Regions from separate parts of the Homo sapiens genome. Here region 1 is linked to region 2. The links are chromatin contacts, found by Hi-C in ENCODE. All regions are on one chromosome and are shown on one strand. Each heading gives the region's core, a stretch centred on a gene start or an enhancer-like site at or near the end of the contact. The rest is flanking DNA. Distances are from core to core; before and after follow the strand shown.

The links. Hi-C counts contacts between places; a loop is a spot of excess contacts on that map. Pooled maps may share reads with other maps.
Region 1: a loop to region 2 is called in a map with no recorded cell type, with 15 times the contacts of the local background. The contact joins two enhancer-like sites. A Hi-C loop is called at or near these places in 2 of 37 single-sample maps with no recorded cell type and 1 of 50 pooled maps.

What each region holds. Positions count from the first base shown.
Region 1 is chr7:3,954,622-3,959,731 of GRCh38, forward strand. SDK1 (sidekick cell adhesion molecule 1) reads left to right here. Exons shown (of 45, transcript NM_152744.4): 8 at 4,310-4,393. LOC124901576 (a long non-coding RNA gene) reads left to right here. Exons shown (of 2, transcript XR_007060195.1): 2 at 3,419-3,666. Among named protein-coding and RNA genes, the nearest start is that of SDK1-AS1, 610 kb to the left of the region's middle. Within about 2 kb of position 1,540, at least 2 of the 41 ENCODE cell types and tissues checked have a DNase peak (open chromatin) inside an H3K27ac peak, as active enhancers do.
Region 2 is chr7:927,258-932,327 of GRCh38, forward strand. The region is part of intron 2 of ADAP1 (ArfGAP with dual PH domains 1); the gene reads right to left. Among named protein-coding and RNA genes, the nearest start is that of ADAP1, 25 kb to the right of the region's middle. RefSeq lists enhancers at 778-1,364, 1,620-1,709. Within about 2 kb of position 2,959, at least 5 of the 41 ENCODE cell types and tissues checked have a DNase peak (open chromatin) inside an H3K27ac peak, as active enhancers do.

The DNA of each region.
Region 1 (5,110 bases), core at 290-2,789, 3.0 Mb after region 2:
TCCCCTCTGGCCTCCCCTCTACACCCTCCGCTTCCGTCCCACCTCCCTTCTACACCCTCTACACTGCACCATTCATGGGCTTGAATGAGTGTTGGCCTCAGTTTCCACATCCATAAAATGGAGATGGATGTAGATGGTACCAGCTCATATTGTGAAGGTTAAATGCAAAAATGTCTGTCACAGAGGCTCTGAAATAGTGGCTTTAGTTGCTGTTGGCATAACTCTATTATCCTATATGTCCCATTGCACTCGCTATTTACCAATAATCAGTTATGTGACACACATTTTTCATGTTTAGTGTCTCTGGAATCAGGATGTGCCTCACCACCTATGAAACCATTTTTTTTTTCCTTGGGGTAAGACAAGGATGCCCCTTACCTCTGACTGCAGCACCTTAGTGCCTGTGAGATGCATCTTCCCTCCGAGCCACGCCTTCTCCACGGTCTCCTCATCACACACGAAGCCAGCTGCTCCCACATGTGCCCTGCTCCTGCTGAGCACGATGGCTCGGAAACTCGGACGGCGAGTTTTCACTGGGATGGACTCTTTACCTGGTGGGGCATCTGCTGCCAGCCCCTTCAAGTTGTTCATGGAATTCAGTGCTTGTGGCTTGGGGGCTGGCTCCTGGCCAGGGGTCCCCTCAGGTTCCAGAGTCCCCTGCATCCCTGGCTCATCTCCAGAGCCAGCAGCTGCGGCTGAGTTCTTGTCACACATGGAAGCTCTCTGCTGTCCCCTGTGCCTCCAGCTGCAGAAAGTCCTCTCCTTTTAGGGGCTCACATGATTAAATTGGGCCCACCCAGCGAATCCAAGAGAGTCTCCCTATTTTAAGGTGGGATACCTAATCCCACCTGCAGAGTCCCTCTTGCCAAGTGAGACAGCATATTCATAGATTCCAGAGGTGTGGGTGTGGACACCTCCGGGAGCCGTTCTGTCCACCTCGGTGGACTAGCGTGCAGTGCAGGCCAGCCGAGGGCATGCGTGGGACATGCTGCTCCCTGAGAGGGGCGACCTGGAAGGAACAGGGAGGCAGCGCAGGAAACATCTTTGGATCTTGCAGTGATCCCTACACAGAAGAAGCTTTGCAACTCAGAAGCCAAATCCCAGCAGCATTGGGGATGGGAGAGCAGGAAAAATGCATGGTGTTGTTGGGGGGTCCTTCTCCACTGCGGTTGCCTCCATTGGGCCTGAGCCTGCACTTTGTCACACTGGCATTTTGGAGAGTGAGGTCATTTGACAGAGGCCCTTGGTTTGGGGGCAGTCTGGGAGGTCTCCCCACCTCCTCTCCTGAGACTGGGGAGCTAGAAGCTTGCGCTGCCCCTGGAGGCAGCTGCCATGGGCTCTGGGCCATGTGGAAGGCGGAAAATCTGAGCTGGCCTTTTCCTAACACCCTGACTTCACACAGGGCATGAGAACCTTTCCCTGATGTCTTCATATTGTTTCAAAAGAGGGAGAAGTGTTTGTTTCCATCCCCTGTTTTGTTGGCTGCAGTCAGGATCAATTTTCAGAAGTCCAGGGTGGACCCATGTTGGCAGAGTACCCTTTCTAGACACAGTTGCCACTGACAGGCTAAGACATGCCCTCGCCCTCTTGCCCTCTGAAGAGTAAGTGGTTGAGAGTCTATGCACAGGATGACTCATTTACAATGGGTTTTCCCCAGTGTTTAACTCACGGGCTTTTCACGGTCCATAGGCTTGGCATTTCCTCCGGTTCTTTGCCTTAGAGCAGACTGTGTGTAAAACCGTAGCTGGAAATGGGGAGAAACTCCATCTGAGCAGCCGCTGGGTTAGAATACTAGGAAGGGTTGGCAGGGAGAGAACTCGTACCCTCACACGGTGGGGAAGTACTAAGGGAAGCTCAGAGGCCACGCAGGGCATGGGCAGCTCTGCACCTGCTCCCCAGGCACAGCGACCTGGAAGGCTTTCCAGAACAAGCTAAGAGCATCCACAATGAACAGCCAGATGTTTTCCACCCATGCCTAGCACTGAGCTACTAAAACTGCCCAGGACATTGGCCCCTGCAGGCGGTGGCAGGCTGCCCCCCAGACCTTGCCCATGCCACAGTACTATGGAGAGTGTGGAGTGGGATGAGTTTTCTCACCAGGTGGCATGCTGTGTGCCAAACACAGATGGTCCCTGGCTAGGGTGGAGAGAGGTCACCACTTGGAGAGGAGCAGCATCGTCTGGGCCTGGAGGTCCCCAGAGCCATGCACTTGCTCAGCCAAGCCAGCTTCGGGTCACTGTGTGGAGTGCCCGTCTCCCTGACCCCAGCGAGGTCCCTTCCTGGCACTCGAGGGAAGCCTCGGGGGACTGTACCAGGCGACAACGGTAATCAGTACCTCAGGGAAGGCACCCTGGGCCCGTAGGTGCCGACCATTGTTATCTATGGATTTTGTATCATCAAAGCACAGGTCATCTTGGGTGAATCTCAAGGGAACCATGAAGAGTGAAAAAAATAGTTGCAAAAGTTACACTCGATGACCTCCTTTCTGTAACGTTCTTGAAATGACAAACCTACAGAAACAGAGAACGGATTAGTGGTTGTGAGGGGTGGGGGTTTGGGGTGCTCCTGGTCATGGAAGGCAACACCCTTGTGCTGATGGACACGTGGACCTACACACGTAATAATGTTGCATGGGACGTGCATGTGCCGTCTTTTCACGCACACTTGAGCGCAGGAAACACTGGCAAGAGCTGGATAAATTAGGTTGATTGTATCAGTAGCAGTATCCTGATCATGATGTTATGCTATCGTTTTTTGCAAGATGTTACCATTGCGGGAAGCCGAGTGAAGGGTCCATGAGCTCTTTCAGTGTTACAGTGTTACTTCTCACAACTGCACGGACTCGACAGTTTTCTAAAAAGAAAACGCTCAACTAAGAAGAGGAAAACTATAATTAATCATAAGCAAATGTTGTTGTCGAATGTATGTTTTTTTCCTTTTTCCTTCCATGCTTTTAATCAGATCATGACGGTAGATATTGACTTAGCTTCCCTGATGAATACAGGTCAGGACCTGCACACAAGGGCCCTGACAGCAGGCAGCTACTGTATGTATAGTTGGAATATAAATAATACTGCCTTCATGATTATTGATTGAGGAAACGTGATCAAATGGGGGATGTATGAGTTGTGCAATGAAGATGAGCTTGAAAAAGGTAGACATTAAATGCTGGCAATATTTCTTCAGGCTTGGTCTGTACACATGAAAACTTAAGTAGAGGAATCTGCTTCCTTCTAATGAATTTGCAGCCATCTCCTCAGCCGGAGTGGTTGATTCAGGCAGATTCTTTCTGCTTGAGTGGTCCAGGTAATCGCAGAAGTGAAACATCACTTTGCCTCCTTCCAGAAACCTTCAGCCGCTTCCCCCTTAATCGTTTCTTTGAAATGCTTAGTTTTCATTTCTCTTTTTCATCTTTTAGGTCCCACCTTGTTTTAAAGATACAGTCAATATAGGAGGCATGCCAAGCTATCTTATCCACATTCAACACAATTATAATGAAAGTAAACCAGCTCTGGAAGACAGTTCCCAGAAATTAATTATCGCACAGAAAGTGAACACAACAGCCTTTTGTTATCATGATAATGAAATCACCACCACCTTAATACTTGACAAACTTGGCCATGCCTCTGTTGAATTTCTGCTGAATAAACTGGAAAAATGTTGCAATTGGCTCTCCAAGGAAATTCATTGTTTAATACAACCACTGTTTTTTTTTCTGCGGAACGGGCGAGTGGAGTATCGAGAGATTGCAAGTGCCTAGGAGTTTCCTTTGCTACTAAAGATAGATGAGTGCTCCCTTATATGTTTTCTCTTAGTTATTATTTGGTATTCCATTGAAGTATTAAATCTCTATTTTGGAGAAGAACTGCTAAGAATTTTAAAAATATGTTAATAGGCTGTTGCCCAATACAGGCTGCACACCTTCCTCGGGCACTTGACAAGCTTCACGAGCTCGTGTTTAGTTTAGATACTGAAGCAAACTAGCCCATAAAATACGGTGCTGTAAATATAAACCTTTACGAACCTCTTGGGGTAGTCCTTCTAAAATGTAAATTAAGATATTCCATGATTCAAGCCCATAAACTGAAAAGTAGCCATCACCCTGAGTAGTAAGTTGCTTTCTGAAACCCCAGACTGTAAATTGCCTTTGGCCTGTGCTCACTGAGTTCTGAGTTTGTATGCACGATGCTAACTAATGATGAAATTTTCAAGAATGGTTTTTAAGAGGAGCCCACACTATCTTAGGTTATATGGTCTCTGACATATCCTTCTTTGGCTTAGGGGCTTTTTTTTATTTTCTTGTTTGAAGAGCCACCATATTTTACTGCTGAGCCCGAGAGTCGGATTTCAGCTGAAGTAGAAGAAACTGTGGACATCGGATGTCAAGCCATGGGTGAGTGCAGAGTGGCTGCTGGACAAGGAGCCATGACTGGGAGGAAGGGAAACAACCTTTTTCCATAGCAGAATTGCCATCATTCTAGGGAGACATTGAGTGTGATGGCGAAGAGCAGACTTCAGAGAGTAGATCGGTCTTGGGGCAGTGACTGTGGGTAAGGCATTTGACTTTGCCAAGCTTTTGCTTCCTCCCCTGCGAAACAGAGATGATACTATTTACCCAGCAGAGCAAAAAGGAAGCCCACATCTACCCCAGACAGAGAGGGGACTCCATCATATCCTGTGGACTCCCCTTCCAAGGCCCTGACTTCACAAGTGTGTGACCCCCCGAGATTCGGGGCAGAAAATTCTTTCTCATCCATGGGGTGACTAGGACTGGTGAGCACAGCCACTCTAGAAAGGGAGATGGGTGTACATGTATTTGTAGTAGGTACGTGAGGTACAAGGCAATTTTGTTCCACTGATGTATTGCACAGTGGTGAAGCCAAAGCTGGGAGTGCGTCCGTCACTGGAGTGATGTACCCTGTACCCGTTAAGTAATTTCTCATCGCCCACCCCACACCCTTGTGAGTCCCCATTGTCTGTCCTTCCACACTCTGCATCCATGTGCACATGTGACTTAGCACCCACTTATTAGTGAGAACAGGCAGTCTTTGTCTTTCTGTGTCTGAGTTCTCTCACATAACTCAGTGGCCTCCGGTGCCATCCAGGTTGC
Region 2 (5,070 bases), core at 1,709-4,208:
TCCAGGAGGCTCGTGCTCCAGGAGGCTGTCACGCACACTGTGCTCCTGGCAGGCGCAAAGGCCCTGAGGGTGGACGCTGGCAATGACCCTGCCGCCAGCCAGGTATGGTGAGCCTTGAGCAGCAGGAGGGGCCGCCACACCCCACGCCAGCCCCGAGGGCATGGGAGAGGTTCTGCTTGCTATGCTGTAAGCCCCCAAGGCAGCTGCTGTTTGCACCTTCAAGCTCCTGAACACCACTCGCCTGAGGCCGCAGCCAGGCCCAGCCAGACTGAAGTCCCCTGACATCACCCTGCTCCGAGGATCACATGGCAGTAAACAGGGAGGGCCCAGAAGAGCAGCTGGAGAAATCACAAGCAACAAGAGGCTGGCACCAATTTAAAATTCGAAAACCAATGGCTTTTCCATAGAAAACTCAAATACAAGGAGAGATCCTGTCACCAACAGCAACAGGACAAATCACCTGAGTGGCTGGATGAGAAATGTCCCAGGTCTCCAAGGGAAAACTGGCGTGTGCTCCCGAGGACGAGAGCCTCGACCCGAGACACAGGGAGGTAGAAAAATGTCTCCTTATGGGAGTCTACATGTTTTTTATAATAATTGCCAAAAAACAGCAACAGAATTTATTATATTTTTTTACCTAGAAATGGTTCTAAAGTTGAAAAAATTAACAAGGGCCAGCCGGGGACAGGGGCTCACATCTGTAGTCCCAGCACTTTGGGAAGCTGAGGTGGGAGGACCCCTTGAGCCCAGGAGTTCAAGACCAGCCTGGGCAACATAGTGAGACCCTGTCTCTCAAAAAAAAAAAAAAAAAAATTAGCCAGGTGTGATGGCGCACACCTGTAGTCCCAGCTACTAGGGAGGCCGAGGTGGGAAGATGGCCTCAACCTGGGAGTTTGAGGTCGCAGTGGGCTATGGTCGCACCACTGAACTCCAGCCTGGGCGGCAGAACAAGACCATGTCTCCACTGGACACAGCGGCTCACACCTGTAATCCCAGCACTTTGGGAGGCCGAGGCGGGAGGATCCCTTGAGCCCAAGAGGTCAAGGCTATGAGCTATGGTTACACCACTGCACTCCAGCTTGGGAAAAAGAGCAAGACCCTATCTCTGCAAAAAAAGGAAGGTAAAAATAAAAAATAAATAAAAATGGGTAAGGGTTTTTAAAATTACTTTTACATGCATATGTATACTTTTAATTTGTTTTAATGGAGGTGGGGTTCCACTCTGTTGCCCGGGCTGGTCTCAAACTCCTGGGCTCAAGCCATCGTCCCACCTCGGCCTAAAAATGGGGAAGGATTTGATCGGACATTTCTCCAAAGAAGATGCACAAATGGCCACTCGGCCACGCAAAGGCACTCAACACTGTTAGCTGTCAGGGGAACGCAGATGAAAACCTCAATGAGCTACCACCTCTCCCCACTAGGATGGCAAGGTCAAAGTGGCACAGGGGAGTGAGCTGGAGAGAATGTGGAGTGATCAGAGCCCCCGCACGCTGCTGGTGGGAACCTCCGGCTCTGGTGACTAACAGTCTGGCAGTTCCTCAAAACGGTAAACACAGAGTTACCATAGAGTCCAGCGATTCCTCTGCACCGTAAGAGACGCGAAGACGCAGAGACATGCACATGAGTGTTCACAGCACATTCTTCGTGACAGCTGAGAACGGGAACAAGCCCCAGCTCCGTGAACGGAACCACAGATAAACTAAATGTGATCGAGCCACACCATGGAGGGTTCCTCGGCCATAAAGAGGAATGCCGGCCGGGCGCGGGGGCTCACGCCTGTCATCCCAGCACTTCAGGAGGCAGAGGTGGGCAGATCACGAGGTCAGGAGTTCAAGACCAGCCTGGGCAACACGGTGAGACCCCGTCTCTACTGAAAATACAAAAATTAGCCGGGCGTGGTGGTGCACGCCCGTAATCCCAGCTACTCGGGAGGCTGAGGCAGGAGAATCGCTTGAACCCGGGAGGCAGAGGTTGCAGTGAGCAGAGATCGTGCCACAGCACTCCAGCGTGGCTGACAGAGCGAGACTCCATCTCAAAAAAAAAAAAAAAAGAGCAACACAATTCTGACACACGCTACAACCCAGGCGATCCTTGGACACACGGTGCCCATGGAGGAAACCAGACACAAAACACCACGAATCGGCCGCACGTGGTGGCTCACACCTGTGATCCCAGCACTTTGGGAGGCTGAGGTGGGAGGATCGCTTGAGCCTGGGAGTTCGGGACCAGCTTGAGCAACATAGTGACACCCTGTCTCAAAAAAAAAAAAAAAAAAAAACAAGACCACGTATTGCATGATTCCATCTGTTTGAAATGTTCAGAACAAGCAAATCCACAGAGACACAAAGCAGCTCTGTCTACATTCAGTAACGGCTGGGGCGGTGGTGATGGGAGGGGTGGTGAGTACCGGCTGTGTTGGGACGTTAAAATGTCCTGAAGTTAGACAGTGGTGATGGTCGTGCAGCCCTGTGGCTTCACTAAAACTACTGAACTGTACGCTTTACGGGAGTGAATTGTATGTGGATTATACCTCAACAAAGCTGTTATTAAAAAATAACCTTCAGGGTTGGGTGTGGTGGCTGAAGCCTGTAATCCCAGCGCTTGGGAGACTGAGGCGGGAGGATCACTTGAGGCCAGGAGTTCAAGACCAGCCTGGGCAACATAGTGAGACCCCCGTCTCTACAAAAAATACAAAAATTAGCCAGGCGTGGTGGTGCACGTCTGTAGTTCCATCTACTCAGGAGGCTGAGGTGAGAGGATCGTTTGAGCCCAGGAGCTTGAGGCTGCACTGAGCTGTGATTGAGCCACTGCCCTCCAGCCTGGGTGACAGAGCAAGACTGTCTCAAAAAAAAAAAAAAAAAAAAAAAAAACCCTCAGGCAGAGAAGGCCTATTTATGTATGCTATAGACCCTAAAACCACAAAATAAAACGCTGACCACTTTGACTATGTCGAAGTAAAAATTTCCACGGCAAAAACCACCATGAGCAAATTCGAAAGACAACCTAGAAAAAAATGTTTTTGGTATCTCAGATTAATTTCTCTAACATACCAGCAACCCCTAGAAGATGAAAACAGCTAACATTGCAGCAGAAAGGCAGGCAAAGGTGTGAAGAGAGTTCACAGGCAAGAAAACACAGGGCCGGGCGCGGTGGCTCACACCTGTAATCCCAGCACTTTGGGAGGCCAAGGCGGGCGGATCACGAGGTCAGGAGTTTGAGACCAGCCTGGCCAACATAGCAAGACCCCATCACTACAAAATTTTTTTTTTTAATTAGCCAGGGCTGGCGCGGTGGCTCACGTCTGTAATCCCAGAACTTTGGGAGGCCGAGGGGGATGGATCACCTGAGGCCAAGAGTTCAAGGCCAGCCTGGCCAACATGGCAAAACCCCGTCTCTATTAAAAATACAAAAATTAGCTGGGCATGGTGGCACACACCTGTGATCCCAGCTACTCGGGAGGCTGAAGCAGGAGAATCGCTTGAATGTGGGAGGTGGAGGTTGCAGTGAGGTGAGATCACACCACTGTACTCCAGCCTGGGAGACAGTGAGACTGTCTCTAAAAAAAAAAAAGTAGCCAGGCACGGTGGTGTATGCCTGTGGTCCTAGCTACTCCTTGGGAGGCTGAGGCAAGAGGATCACTTGAGCCTGAAAGTTCAAGGCTTTAGTGAGCTATGATAGTGCCACTGCATTCCAGCCTGGGCGACAGAGTCAGACTGTGTCTCAAAAAAAAAAAAAAAGAGAAAGGAAGGAAGGAAGGAGGGTAGGGAGGGACGGAGGGACTGAGGGAGGGAGGGAGGGAAGAAAGGAAGGCAGGAGGGAAGGAAGGACGGAAGGAAGGACGGAGGGACGGAGAGACAGAGGGAGGGACGGAAGAAAGGAAGACAGGAGGGAAGGAAGGAGGGAGGGAGGGAGCGAGGCCCACACAGACCCCTGGCTGCCTGGCCAGGGTGGGGACGGTGCTCAAAGGTGGGAGACAGGGAAGGAGACAGCTCCCTTCTGTGACTGTCCTTGGAAACTGCTGAATGTGTCACTAAATTGTCGAAATACATTAAATAAGGTAGAGACGACCCACGTGTCCATCAGAGGGTGAATGAATAAAGCAAACGTGTTCCATCCACACAAGGCATGTTCTCCGGCCTTGAAAGGAACGAAGCTGTCACACAGGCTGCAGCGTGATGGGCCTCGGGGACCTGGCACCGCGGGAAAGGAGTCGGACGCCGAAGCTCACACGCCGTGCGATCCCGTTTTTAAAAGTCCAGAACCCACAAATCTACACAGAGAGAAAGTGGATTTGCAGCTGCTTTGGGCTGGGCGGGGGTAAGAGCCAAAAGGCACGGACTTCCTTTCTGGGGTGATGAAAATGTCCTAATATTGGCTTCAGCGAAGGTTGCACAACTCTGAATTTACTAAAAAACCTTCAACTGTGCCCTTTACACGGTGAAATGTATGGCTGTGAACGGCATCTCTAGGAAGCAGTTGTTTTAAAAGGTATTATCAAGGAATAGAAAGTAGGGAGAAAAAAAAAAAAAAACATAAAATGTGAAGAAAAGGAAAGAAGAGAAGAATCTTTGGTTCCTGGCCCTTCAACCTCGGTCCGGTCCTCAGCAACGGCCACCTCAGGCCCGTTTCTCCCTTAGGGGTGGGAGCAGGCTTAGCCCCCGGATGTCCCCGCTGACCACCAGCCCAGGAATGGCCAAGGGGCCTGAGTGCAGGGAGCCAGGGGGGGCCCAGTGCAGCTCCCGCCCCACAGAGTCCCCAGCAAGAAGCCGGGCTGAGACCCAGCCCTGCCTGGGGGCCGGGGTGCAGGTGCTCTCAGGAGACAAGCCCCCAGGCCTGCCTGAGATTCATCTTTGGTTTTTATCGCACCAGTGAACGTGCAGACAACAGAATGGGGATGGAATCTCCTTGTGGCCCCCAGCTCAGTGCTCTCCCAAAGGCCCCATCGCACCAGACCTCTGCGGCAGGAATCAGGGGTTTCTTGGTAATACCCACGGTGGGCCCTCCCCAGCCTTCCTCTCCAGCCTTCCTCTCCGGCCATCACCCCAGGCAGATCAGGACAGCACCAAGTTG